2 separate regions of the Homo sapiens genome follow, and region 2 is linked to region 1. A link is an interaction called in ENCODE POLR2A ChIA-PET data of the cell type or tissue named here. Cell type or tissue: PC-9. All regions are shown on one strand. Links, peaks and the distances in the headings refer to the core of each region. The heading gives the core; the rest is flanking DNA.

Region 1 (6,245 bases), core at 452-5,451:
TTTTGCACTAACGCTGGGGTTGAGGGAGGGCCCCGGGCTGGCTCCAGGCCCTGCTCCTCATCAGCCAGCTACACTCTTCTTGCAGCTGGGCATCCATACGCTGTGTGTACTGCCAATGCTGTCTAGCCTGGCTGCTGCCCTGGGAAGCCAGGGGTAACTGATCCCTGCAAGCTGGAGGCTCAGGACCCCCAGGCCCTGTGGGCCAGGTTGGGGGATCTGGTCAATCTTGGTTTTATCCTGAGACCACACCCGCAGGGACTCCAGAGGGCCATGTGATGTGAGTAGGACAATGAGCTCAGCTAAAGTATCCACAGAGCAGCGAAACCTTAACCCAAGAGCCACTTGCAGGAGGAGGCCAGGGTAAATGAGAAAATCCCAGATGCTGAGTTGTCCTTGTGCTGCCACTGGCCTGCCATGGGGGCTCAAGCAGGTCCCATCCCCTCTCTGGGCCTCAGTTTCTTCATCTGTACCCCGATGGCGCTGGCGAGGCTCTTTCAGATTGTGATGGGGCCAGGCAGATGGTTCTGAAGTTCCAAGAGGTGACAGAGTCACAGCGGAGTGCGAAGGGACTGGAGGCATCTTGGCCAGTCCCCAGTACAGGAGTCCCCTGGATACCGGCCTGAGAGGGCTGTCTCCACCACAGCCTGCACACCTCTAAGGAAGTGGAGCAGCTCTGGTCATCAGCTCCTGGGCAGCTTCTCATTCATCTGTGCTCAGTGGAGTCACAGTGAGCCCACCCTCTGCCATGTATTGAGCCCAGGAGTCCCTGTCTGCGGGGAGCACAGTCGGGGCCTTCCAGGGACGTCAACTCCTGGTCAAACGGCCCATTAGCATTTAATCAGGAAGGCCTACTATGTGTGAGGCTTACAGGTCCTGGTCCTGCCCTCCACACAGGTACCAAGGACAAGCCCATTTCTACTCACGGTCTACATGACAGCCCTTCCACCACCTAAAAAGCCCCTCACATCCCTCCTGGGAAGTCTCCTTTCCTTGGAAAGCCCCTGTGCATTCTCTACCCCTCCCTGGTTTCCCAGCCTTTCCACCCTGAACGTTTCACTATGGGCTCCAGCTGTGACCAGAATGGGAGGGAGGGACTAGTGTTTACTCTCAAAGCTCCAGACCTAGGGGTCCGCACTTCACACACTGATCTCCCTGCCCCTGTGCTAAAAGGCCGTGATTATTGAATAGACTGTGCCAAGTGCCCCGAGATCCGATGTGATCACACTGCCCTAATGCACCCTCACATCCTCCGAGCGTGTTCAGAAACTGCCCTCCTCTGCCAACTCATGTGGAGCTTGTGGCCAGCACGGACACCCAGGTCTTCTCTGCAGGAGCTGAGGCCAGACCAGGCCTTCCCCACCCTGTACTCATTGTAACCCCCAAGGAGGGCTCATCACCCTGGGCAAACATCAGCTTGCTGGGCTCAGCCCAGAGGGTCAGCCTGCTGGAGACATCCTGAGTCCTGGCTCAGTCTATCAAGGTATTAGATCGTTCTCCTTTCTCTGTGTTGCCTACATAGTTGAGTCCTTCAGCCCAGACATCCCTCCTGAGCTTCGGACTGGTCTGGCCGACCGTCCCCGGACAACTCCTGGCTGGCCTCCAGCTACCTCTGACTCAACATGTCCAAAATAGAACTCGGTTTCTCCATCCGCCTCCATCTTGGTGACTGGTTCCCTGGCACTTTTTAGTGCCTCTCTCTTACCAACAACTTTGACTTCCACCAAGTCTGTGACCAGTTGAGGGACCCCTGGCCCTGTGACCAGTCCTAGATTGGACTTCATGGTTTACCCTTTGGACTCCTGCCCTGCCTGTGGGTTCAATGAATTAGATTACTTGCTCCCGGGATGTGCCTGACACAGAGCCGAGGTCCCTAGGTGGCCATGAGGGGTCTTTTCAGTCTGCACTTGCTCTCCCTGTCCCTACTCCCTCTGCTCCAGACCTGGACCCACACAGGGCCTTGGAGTGAGCTTTAAGGCGTGAGTCTGAGAGCCAGGCTGGCCTGGACTTCTCTAATGGTGCTGAGGCCGGGCCTGCCTGTTGTCTTGTGTCATGCAGGCTGGTGGATCCTCTTCTTCCAGAACTGAACACTTGGGCTGCGGTTCTGTCTTCACCCACAGAGGGGGACCAAGGGCCTTGGAGGGCAGAAGCCACATTTTACTGTCTCCCTGGTGCTTGGCATGGAGTTTGGCATATGCCAAGTACCATTAGGCTGGACTGGACAGAAGACTATGGTTGGATCAGAGGCCTGTGGGACTTCCCAGCCTCCACCCCTACTCCAGGGAGCCATGGAGTCACCACACACTCAGTAGGAAGTCTCACTGCCCACCCTGGTTCCTCCTACAGAGAGACTGGGGGATCTGGGAGCGAAGGGGTGGCAAGGGAGGCAGACACAGATGTTTATGGCTGGGAATGGGCCACACTGTTGGCCTCACACAGGGCTGCCCACCTTCCATCTAAGAATAAGCCCCTGCCCCCGGGAGTTTGCTTTGATTCAGCCCTGAGGAGTCCTAGAGACACACAGGAAGAACCCCCAAGGGACTGTGCTGTGCAGTCCGTGGAGGGGCAGGAAAGAATGGGCACAAACACAGGCTTCAGAACAAAACAGACCCAGGGCCAACCCGGCTCTGCAGGGCACATGCTGTGTGGCCTTAGGTAGATCCCTTAGCCACTCTGAGCTTCAGCTTCTTCATCCATAAAATGGGGATAGCAAATGCCTACTCTGCTGGTGAACTGGAAAGAGTCCCTGAGATCATGAATGTTTAGCCCAGGGCCATCCCTTGCCTCCCTGAACCCCTGGCTCCAAAGTCTCAGTGCTTTCTGTGGCAGCTGCTCTCTGCTGCCTGGCGCCTTTCTTCCCAGGGTGTGAGCACTTTGCAAACCCAACCTGACTAATCCTCCTAAAAGCCCGTCAAGTGCAGCGGTGCCAATGCTCATTATGTGGGTTTTACCCCTTGGGTGGAGCCCCCGACCTGCCCAGCAAGGAGGCAGAGGTGGAGAGAAAGGGTGGTGAGTCAGCTGGGCCAGGCTTCCTGGAGGTGGTGGGGACTGGCCAGGCTGCATGGACTGTGGTGTGGCAGAGGGGCATGGGGCGCCAACCACATGCCCTGTGCAGACCCAGGCCCCAAAGCCCAGGGCAAGGCTCTGATTCCTGGTTTGGGCTCCTGCTCCTAAACTCCAACTTGCTCTTCCATGGCTTGGCAGCCCTCACCAAGGGAGGGCACTAATATTCACTGAGCGCCTACTGTATACAAGGGATGAGAGCTGTGCATATGACTAAATGCTCAATCCTTCTCAGTGAAGAACTTCTACACCTGTTTCATTTTGAAAACACTAAGACTGAGACAGGACCAGCTACATAATTTCTAGGTCCCTTGTTTTAAAAGTATTAAGAATTTCAAGAGGGTAACAGCAGAGCAGTGAACCAAAGTTAGGGCCCTGTGTGACCACACAGGTCATGCATCCATGAAGCCAGCCCTGATCACAGAAGTAACTTGTTCAAAGTCAAGTTGAAATTCAAACCCAGACCTCAGTTCTAAACCCATGTCCCTCCGGTTGCTTCAAATGCTACTTTGCCTGAGGCTCTTTCAGATCTAGTCCTACAGCCCTGGGGTTCCTGGGGTCCCCAGTGTCCCGGTCAGGCCCACACATTTAGAGGCCAGTGGAAAGCCTTGCCTTCATGATCAGCCAGGCCCGCTCCTCTCCAAGGACAAGCACTGGTGCCAGCTCAGCTCCCTCCCCTGGGGCTGCCTGGCAGAGGCTGGCACAGAGCAGGCTGGCCGCATGCACCCCTGCGGCAGTGTCTCTGGATGCTGCAGCAGCGTGGGGGACGCGAAGGTTCCCTGTGATATATGGTGAAATCCGTGGCACTCCCACCAGGGGCTGTAATTCATAAGTTATGGGCGAGCTTCAAGACTAATAAATTTGGGAGAGAAGTATTAATGACTACACAGGGGCACTGTGAACTTGGCAGGCCCCAAAGCCTGGAACTCTGCAGCCTAGGTTTTAAAAATGATTTGTGCTACAGCAAGTCTAAACAGAAGCTGCTTGGCGTTGTCTGACTGTGACCTGCTGGCAACTGTTGAGATTGTGGAGCTGCTTCCTCCTCACGGCTGGGGCTGGCACCCCGCCCTCCTGGGCTGCCCTCCCCCACCCTGCAAAACACACGGCCCTCCCGAGGCTCTGTGACTCACAGCTCATGTCTGTAGGTTAATCCCTGGATTGTCTGTGTCCTGTGCATGAGGTGGGCCTCAGAGCCTCGCTGGCCTGAAGGTCACAGTTAGTTAGCAACAAGCACTGCCCTTACTTCATCTCCAGAGTAGCCTACAGTGCTCTCAGCTTGTCCAGCCATAATTTCTAATGTCATGAAAATCCCTCCCTGGACACAGTTCCTGGTCAAGGAGAGATCAGCTGGGGGATGCCCTGTGTCCCTGGACCATGCGAGGCTGTGAATCATGTGTGTTCCTCGCCAGCCCTGTGTTCTGCCCTTTGCCTTGGAGGCACTGGCTTTGCTGTTGATGCTCTGGGGCTGGCTGTGAAACAATGTGCCTAGGCTGGGGCAGGCAGTATCCACAGAGCCGGGAGGTACCCAGGAGACACCCCAGAAGAAGCAGGGAAGAGTGGGCAGGGGGATCCCAGGGCTGGACGGAGAAGCATCTGCACCTGCTCCCAGGGTGTGTGTCTGGCACCTCTATGGGAGGCCTGGGCCTGCCCTATCCAGATATCCCCTACCTTAGTTTCCAGGAGGGTTAGCAGGGACACTGCAGACCCCGTGACATCCTGCTGGTGACACATAGCCTATCAGTTTCCCCCAAGTGGCCTTCAACTCTGACCTGCTTTCTCCCTTCTGCCCCTGCCTCCCTCCTCCTCCTCCTGGAAGTTGCCCACTATGGGGGCTGCAGAGAGAGGAGGAGCAGGAGGGCCAGGCAGGACTGAAAGCTTCAGAGCACTCCTAGAATGTGCAGGAGTATTTTAAAGGCTTGGTTTCTTTGTGGAACCTCCAAGCCCAGATCTTGGCTCCCCTGTGTGCTCAAATGTGGCATCTGGCGTTCAGGGTCTTATAGGTCATTGGCTGAGGGACAACAAGGGCTGTGCTGTTAGCTCTAAAGCCAATGACCCTGATGAGAGAGACAGAGGAGGTGCTGCGGAGAGCAGCTGTACCGGGAGTGCTTAGACCTGCAGAAAGAACAACACGGGGCAGGCCCAAGCCCCAGGTGAGTTGAGGTGCAGCCTCAAGATGGGCTGTGGGCAGAGCCAGGAGGCTGTCACAGAGGAAGATCCTGAAATGGGCTGAGATGGTAAATCTGCTCCTTTCATCCTTAGGAAGCCAGGCGAAGTGGGCAAAAATTGCTCCCACCTTCCAGAAGAACTTTCAAAAAGAATAAGAAGGTGGATTCCACAAGCACAAGCCTAGAGGCTGAAAGCCAAGAGTGGGGTTTCTGGGGTGGACTACTGCTGACTGGCCTCAGCTCCCAGAGAAGACGCAGGGCTCCACACCAGAACAAGTGATGTCAGACAGCCTTATTTTGTTCTTTGATCAGTTACCGGCTTGAAGATTACATTCAATGCAACAAACTCTATGGAGACCTGACTGAGGCAGGCCCTGAAGTAAGTTTAGAGGGGAGACACACATAAACGCTCCTGGCAGTGGGGCAGGATCCGGACCTGGGAGTCGGTGTAAGGTTGCCAGGGAACGGTGTGGAGATCTGGGAGCTTACTCTAAGATGGGTTCTAAGCATGAAGAGAAGTCTGGTAGGCAGGTTGGGCCATCCCATGAACAGCATGCAGAGACTCAGAAACCGTACAGAACATTTACAGAACTAAAGGTTGTTCCATTCCTCTAGAATGAAAGGCAAGCTGGGGTGGAAGGAGATAAGGCTGGGGAAGCAGCCCGGGGCAAGATCGTCAGGGGTCTTATGTGCCTGCCCCCTCTTAAGGGTTGAATGGGTACCCCCTCTTCATTCACATGTTGAAGCCGTAACCCCTAGTACCTCAGAATGTGGTCTTACTTGGAAAGAAAGCGGTTGCAGATGTCATTAGTTAAGATGAGGTCCTTATATGACTGGGGCCCTTATAAAAAAGGGAAATCTAGACCCAGACATGTGCATAGAGAGGACGCCATGTGCAGATGAAGGCAGAGCAGGGTGATGCTACTGTAAGCCATGGATGCCAAGGATTGCCAGCCGCCACCAGGAGCCAGAGGGAGGCGTGGGACAGATTCTCACTCCCAGCCCCCAGAGGGAAGCAAC
Region 2 (6,245 bases), core at 718-5,717, 730 kb before region 1:
TGAGAAAGAGGGTGTCTCAAGGTGTGACTTCCACATAGAGTACAGGGTCAATGATGTTTATATATAACTGGAGAAAGCACCGAGTTTTACTTGGTTCTCAGTGTCTAAAGATTTGTAAGTATAAAGCCTATTCTCCATGTCCTTTTCTCCTTCTCACAGGACTTCCAACTTGGGACACTAGCAATCTATACATTCAGCAGACACCGCTGCTTAACATATTTGTGTTTGTCTCCATTGTTAGTCGTGTAGGGCAGTCCTTACTTTCAGTGAGAAAGCCATCTGAGTCCAAGTCGATTTTCTTTATGATCGCCTGCAGTCTTTTTTGCTGCTCTTCGTGGCCGAGTTTAACATATTCATCCACATCTTCCTTTAGGGGGAAGCGACACACAGGAGGGCCAAGCATTACTATCAGTGGGGCAAAATGGTGGAGAAAAACAGGGCTACTAGAAGACCCCCTTGCCAAAGGGTTTCGGGGTGACCCGCACCTGCACTTCAAGGCCCCTACCCCCTACACACCCTCCATGATCTGAGGGGTAGAAGGGATCCAGCTCTTGGGCCGTGCTATCTCCTCAGGCTTTCCAGGCCCCAGGACCCCCAGAGAGCGAGTGCCGCGCCGCCCGGCCCCCATTGTCAGGCCGCCCCTGCCAGGCCTCGCCCGGCCGCCCCCCTTTGTCCCGGGACAAAGCCCGCGGCAGCCGCGGTGCGAGGCCCGGCCCTCCCAGCACCGGCCTGGCCGCCTCACCTGGACGCCCAGCAGCGCCTCGCGGTCGTAGTCGCTGCGGCGCTCGCCCAGCGGGTAGTGCAGCTCCTCGGCCTTGCCGGCGCCGGCCGCGGCGGCGCACAGCAGCAGCAGCCCCAACGCCGCGGTCCTCGGGCCCAGCCGCATCGCGCCGGCCCGCGGAGGACACCGAGGGACGCGAGGAGGGAGGCTGGCGGGGGCCCGGGCCGGCTGCGATGCTCCGCGGGCGGCTACAGAGAGGCGGTGCGACGTACGTTGAGGGCGGAGGGAACGGGAGGCGGAACCTGCGGTGGCGGCCACAACGCCCATGGACGGGCTGGGGGCCGGTCCACCAATGCGGTGCGGAGGCGCGCCAGGAGGAGGCCTATATGGCCGGCGCGGAGTGGCGGGGCACCAGGCCGCGCCGCTGATTGGGCAGCGCGGCGCTGGGGGCGGGCCGCCGCGATGTCGGGGTCAGCGGCCGCCCAGAGAGCTCCAGGAGCCATGCTGGGACTGCAGAGAGGGTAGACCTCTACGACCCGCGCCTTGTCGTTCCCCCGAAACGCTTCTAAAAGCACGCCCCCACCCCACTCCTGCCCACTCCTGGTCCACTCCATGTGCCCCTCCTACCGTCCATCAATGAGAGAGGCTGGAGGTTTCTGAGACAACAATACAATATCGAAAAAATTATTGCCTGAGGAATCGGCCAACAGTATTCTTTCTCAGTCTTCAATGTATCTATTTTATGAGAGTAGGACGTACAAACTCAGGAAGTGCAGCCAGATGCTTGTATCTGATGCTCAATTTCGTGATTTACAAGTTAATGTGAACTTGCTCAAATTTCTTGACCCCTGAAAACTTGTTTGCTCATCTATAAAATGAGCATAGTAATAAGACTACCTTAAAGAATTGTCGTGAAGATTAAATAATGTAATGGGTTTAGAACAATAGCTGGCACATAAGGTGAAGTGTTCAGTGAAGGTAGGCTTTCATCCATACAAGTAGAAAAACGAAAGATGATTGCACAGAAGGAATAGCTTAGTAAGTACCTAGCAAAACCTTTAGGGACAGAATGCATATACACATGGCTTCTATTCCATGTCTATTCACAGGTTTATGTAATTTCTCCACCTCAACCTGAACACATTAAACTCTAAGAAATTTGTAGGCTGCACCTTGAACCCTTTTCTTTATTGATTGCGCCACTTAGGATCAGGCCTTTCACAGAGAAGAAAAGGCTTTCTGGGTCCTCTTTCATTTCTCTCAGTCTCTATTTGGATTGGGAGCAAGAATTCTGTTCCAAACTGCAAAACTGGGTGGGCACAAGTCGCAGAAATTTCCTGGGTCGGGTTGAAATTTATGGTTTGGTCACAAACCATTGAAAGATTCACAGAGCAAAGTGTAAGTTCAATCTTTCCAATGTTATAAAGATCAACGAAGAACAAAGTTTTAAATTTCAGAATATAAATAAAAGCAAATTTTAGAGTTGATTTCATTAAACTAAAAAGAAAACCCTTTATTGCTGGATTTTAATTTTCACTTCCATTCTCGGTTTTGAGGAAAAAAAGAGAAAAATGTCCCAATTTAATATAAGAAACTCTGCTTTGTACCTGTTGTTCTCCAATAAGTAAAAGGTAAACTTTGACCAGCTTCCGGCGTGACTCCAGTTATAAAAGGTAGGCTACAAGGTACTGTGGAAGTTCTTCTAAACTCAGGGGATCCACAGATGGGAGTTTTGGGGGCCAAGGGAACTTAATGATATCTAAAGAGACAGTGGAGTAAGCAGTATCAGAAGGCTGGGTTCTGTCTTCAGCCCCTAAACAGGCTGTTTTCGCTCCCTGGGTCTATTGCTTTCATCTGGAGGAAAAGGATTGTGTTATCTCAGTGGATCTTAATTTGAGATCTTTGGGTTCCTAAGTGGTCCCTGCATGGTTTTCAGTGGTGTGTTTATCCCAAAATCTTGGTGCATGTGTATATTTCCAGGGAGGAAGTCTATAGCTTTGCTTTTATCAGAGTTTCAAAGGATCCATGTGGCAGAAAAAGTTAAGAGTCCCTGAAGAAGGCTCTGAGCAACTTTTTGACTCTTAAAATCAACGATTTTATTGGGATTGTTTGGAAGCAGATTACAGTAAAGGCCTATGCTTAAAAGAGGCAAGACTGATCCAATGTCATTACTTGTAATTAATCCATTCTACTCGGGGAAAAATAAATATCTAAAATAAGTAGCCTGTTTAAAAAAATGTGTTATGAGAATCCAAAGATCAATTTTCTTGACCTATAAAAGCCCATAGCATATAGCAAAATTGGTTTTATTTATATTTTTATTGAGGTATAATTTACCTAAAGTACACAAATGTTAAGTATACAGTTCAATCATTTTTTTAGATTTGTTTGCTGTGAGAGCCTTGAGGTAGGGAACTGTGTGATTTCTCCTAGTGCACCTACAAAAAAGAGGAACTCAATAAATTTTTGTGAAATGTATGAATTCAGCTATTCTGGCATTCTTTTAGAAGTATGTATTATGGGTAATAAAGTTAACTTTGAAACTATTGAAAGAAAGATTTGTAGATTTCTTGCTTTTTGAATTTGGTAAGATGTGTGTTACAATAAGCAGTGGCTTAAAAAACAAAGCAATATTTAACATATATGGCATGGACCCTTGTGTTACAGGCTGATTTCCACCAGAATGAATGAGATTTGGTACAATAAACAACTTAAGTGGGAAAGCCAACAAACTCAATGAGACTGCAGCTTTGCACAGATGGAAAACACAAGACAAAAGAACAGACTATAAGGCAGTGAATGGGAGAACAACTTAGACTGAATGACCATGCAATTAGGGGGATTTTGTTGGCTGTTTAATCTTTTGTCAGTCTTTTGAGGGGAGAAGGAAATGTGAGAATTCCAGGGTTATGGTGGAGTCTTAGAAGGTGACAAGAACATGTGTAGGTGGGTGGGTGTATTATAATGCCTTAAAAATCTTTTCATTTCCAAGGAGTATCTGAATGTGTAAGTAGTCACAAAATCTTTTAACCTATTAGAAGTACTTTCAAGAAATTCAATGTAACTTTTTCACTGAATAAGATTTCCCTAAATTAAAGATGGATCTGTCCCAATGATCAAATGTAATGATAGCTCCATCCTCAAATAGAAGCCATCCTCCACTTCCGGCAATTCACATTTATGGCCCTTGGTCAGTTATACTGGTGCATCTCTTGCCCTAAAGGTAGCCCAAGTGGACAAATATTAGAGTGCCTTCCTGACTTTCTCCCTATTCACATAGGGTGATCATACATCCTGGTTGACCTGACATGATTATTAATCATGACTCTTTCACACTCAAAAGTATACCAGAATGGGGTGATAAATGATATGGTCACCTTACTTTTGGGCCTCACATTCAAACTGTCCAGCCCCCTCCCTGTACTCCTCCCCAAGCCCCAGGCTTTATTATGCCTCAGAACCTCTTCCCACACTCTTTTCCCCAGGTTTTCAACAATAGGACCTTGAGGTCTTAGTCAAACACATTAGCAATAAAAATAAAGAACACTAAGAAAGAGGGCATGAAAAGAGGAATAAGACTGTGACTTAAGCAAGTGTTTCTTCTGAATTATAATGAAATTTATTTTCTTTGGCGTTACTAAACCAGCTCTGAAGACAATTTCATGGAGGAAATTCAAAGCTGAAACAAGCAGAGTGACTTTGAAAGACAGCACTTCTTGAATTTATAAGTTCTCGAGTGTTTAAGAAAACTCAGGCGTGGCTTTATAGTCACACCATGCATTCAAGTCTTAGGTATTCACAGATCTCACTGAGGAAGAGAAAATGCAGTTGCTCTGATTGCAGCTCCATCACGAGGTGGTTGGTGTTCAGGGGACTGTGATTGATTTGGGCTTTGGTTTTTTGATTCGGGATGAAACTCAAGTCTATGGGATTTTGAGGTTAATTTCTGTTTAAAAAATAAAACTAAAAATTGGCCAGGCACAGTGGCTCATGCCTGTAATCCCAGCACTTTGGGAGGCTGAGGCAGGCAGATAGCTTGAGCCTAGGAGTTCAAGATCAGCCTTGGAAACATGGCAAAACCCCAGATCTATAAAAACAAAATACGGAAAAGCATATTAGTTGGGTGTAGTGGCATGTGCCTGTAGTCCTAGCTACTCAGGAGGCTGGGGTGGGAGGATGGCTTGAGCCTGGGAGGCAGAGGAGGCAGTGAGCCGAGATCGTGCCACTGCACTCCAGCCTGGGCGACAGTGTAGAAACAAAGGAGTTACACAAGTTATGCATGCTTACTTGTTTATTTTTGCTTACTTGTTTATTTTAGGAAAATCAGTGTATGCAAATAAGAAAAAAGAAAAAAAGATCTCAAATCCCATTCTCATAAATAACTGCTATTAACATTGGGGCATAACTTTCCAGAGGTTTTCTGTGCACAGTATATACACTTCTAAAGGCAGTATCCTAATCCATTTGTGCTTCTAGAACAAAATACCTGAGACAGGATAATTTATAAATCTGTATTTATAATTTATAAAGATTTATAAGTCTGTATTTATAAATTTATTTATAATTTATATTTTATAAATTTATTATATATTAATTATATATTATTTATCTTTAAATATTATATTTAAATTATTTAAATTATATATTTATTTAAATTAAATATTTAATATTAATATTTAAATTAAATATTTTATTTAAAGTATTAAATATTGTATATATTTATATATTATAAATATATTATAAATTTATAAATTTATAAATATTTATAATTTATAAAGATTTATAAATCTGTATTTATAATTTATAAAGAACAAAAATTTATTTCTCACTGCTCTGGAAGCTAGAAAGTCCAAAATCAAGGTGTGGGCAGGATTCGTGTCTGGCGAAGGCTGCTTTCTGCTTCCAAGATGGCACCTTGTTGCTGCACCCTCCGGAGGGGAAGAACACTATGTCCTCACGTGGCAGAAGGGATGGAAGGGCAAAAACGGCTAACTCTCTCTGTCAAGTTATTTTATAAGGGCATCTGATCCTTTTCATGAAGGTTCTGAATCAATCACTTCCTAAAGGCCACACCTCTTAATACTGTTACATTAGGAATTCTGTTTCAATGTGAATTTTGGAGGGGCCAAAAACATTCAAACCATAGCAGGCAGATACACCTTTTGCAAAAATAGGATACAAAGGAAGCTACTACTGTCATTGAAATAGCTCAGAAAAGCAGAGAAACAGTCCAGAATGACCTAAAAGGCCTGGGAATGCCTTAAAAATGCTCAGCAAATACGCACATTTCATCTCAGGAGTTTCTCTGTATCAATTAATTGTTGTCTGGTATGCTTTTCCTTATCTTTTACCTCTTTGGTGGAGTTTCTGTAGCTCTTACCACAAATACTTCTTCCCCTGGATCCATCTGAACTCTGGGAACGTGCAATCTATTTTGGAATTGCATATGGCAAGCTAGACCTTTGAGTCCCCTCCAAAATATAACTCCTGGTCTCTACTCTGAGTCTACCCGTTACACCCAAAG

What was found. ChIA-PET counts read pairs that join two places held together with the same protein. Peaks named below come from ENCODE experiments on the same cell type or tissue, not always from the same donor. Only the 100,000 strongest peaks of a DNase experiment are listed, where the experiment ranks them.
Region 2: POLR2A ChIA-PET joins it to region 1 with 6 read pairs; 2 of 35 experiments call an interaction of 5 or more read pairs at or near these places.

Annotation. Positions count from the first base shown.
Region 1 is chr15:76,194,612-76,200,856 of GRCh38, reverse strand. The region is part of intron 9 of TMEM266 (transmembrane protein 266); the gene reads right to left. Among named protein-coding and RNA genes, the nearest start is that of ETFA, 110 kb to the left of the region's middle. RefSeq lists enhancers at 610-1,253, 1,254-1,898, 3,098-3,657, 3,658-4,217, 4,218-4,779. In PC-9, for the core only: no CTCF peak of the experiment used is centred there; DNase peaks (open chromatin) are centred at 2,926 and 4,136; H3K27ac peaks cover 2,058 bases.
Region 2 is chr15:76,926,483-76,932,727 of GRCh38, reverse strand. It overlaps RCN2 (reticulocalbin 2), which reads right to left and starts at 979. Exons shown (of 7, transcript NM_002902.3): 1 at 743-979; 2 at 262-367. The coding sequence starts at 886. RefSeq lists a silencer at 537-1,286. In PC-9, for the core only: no CTCF peak of the experiment used is centred there; a DNase peak (open chromatin) is centred at 1,067; H3K4me3 peaks cover 1,317 bases.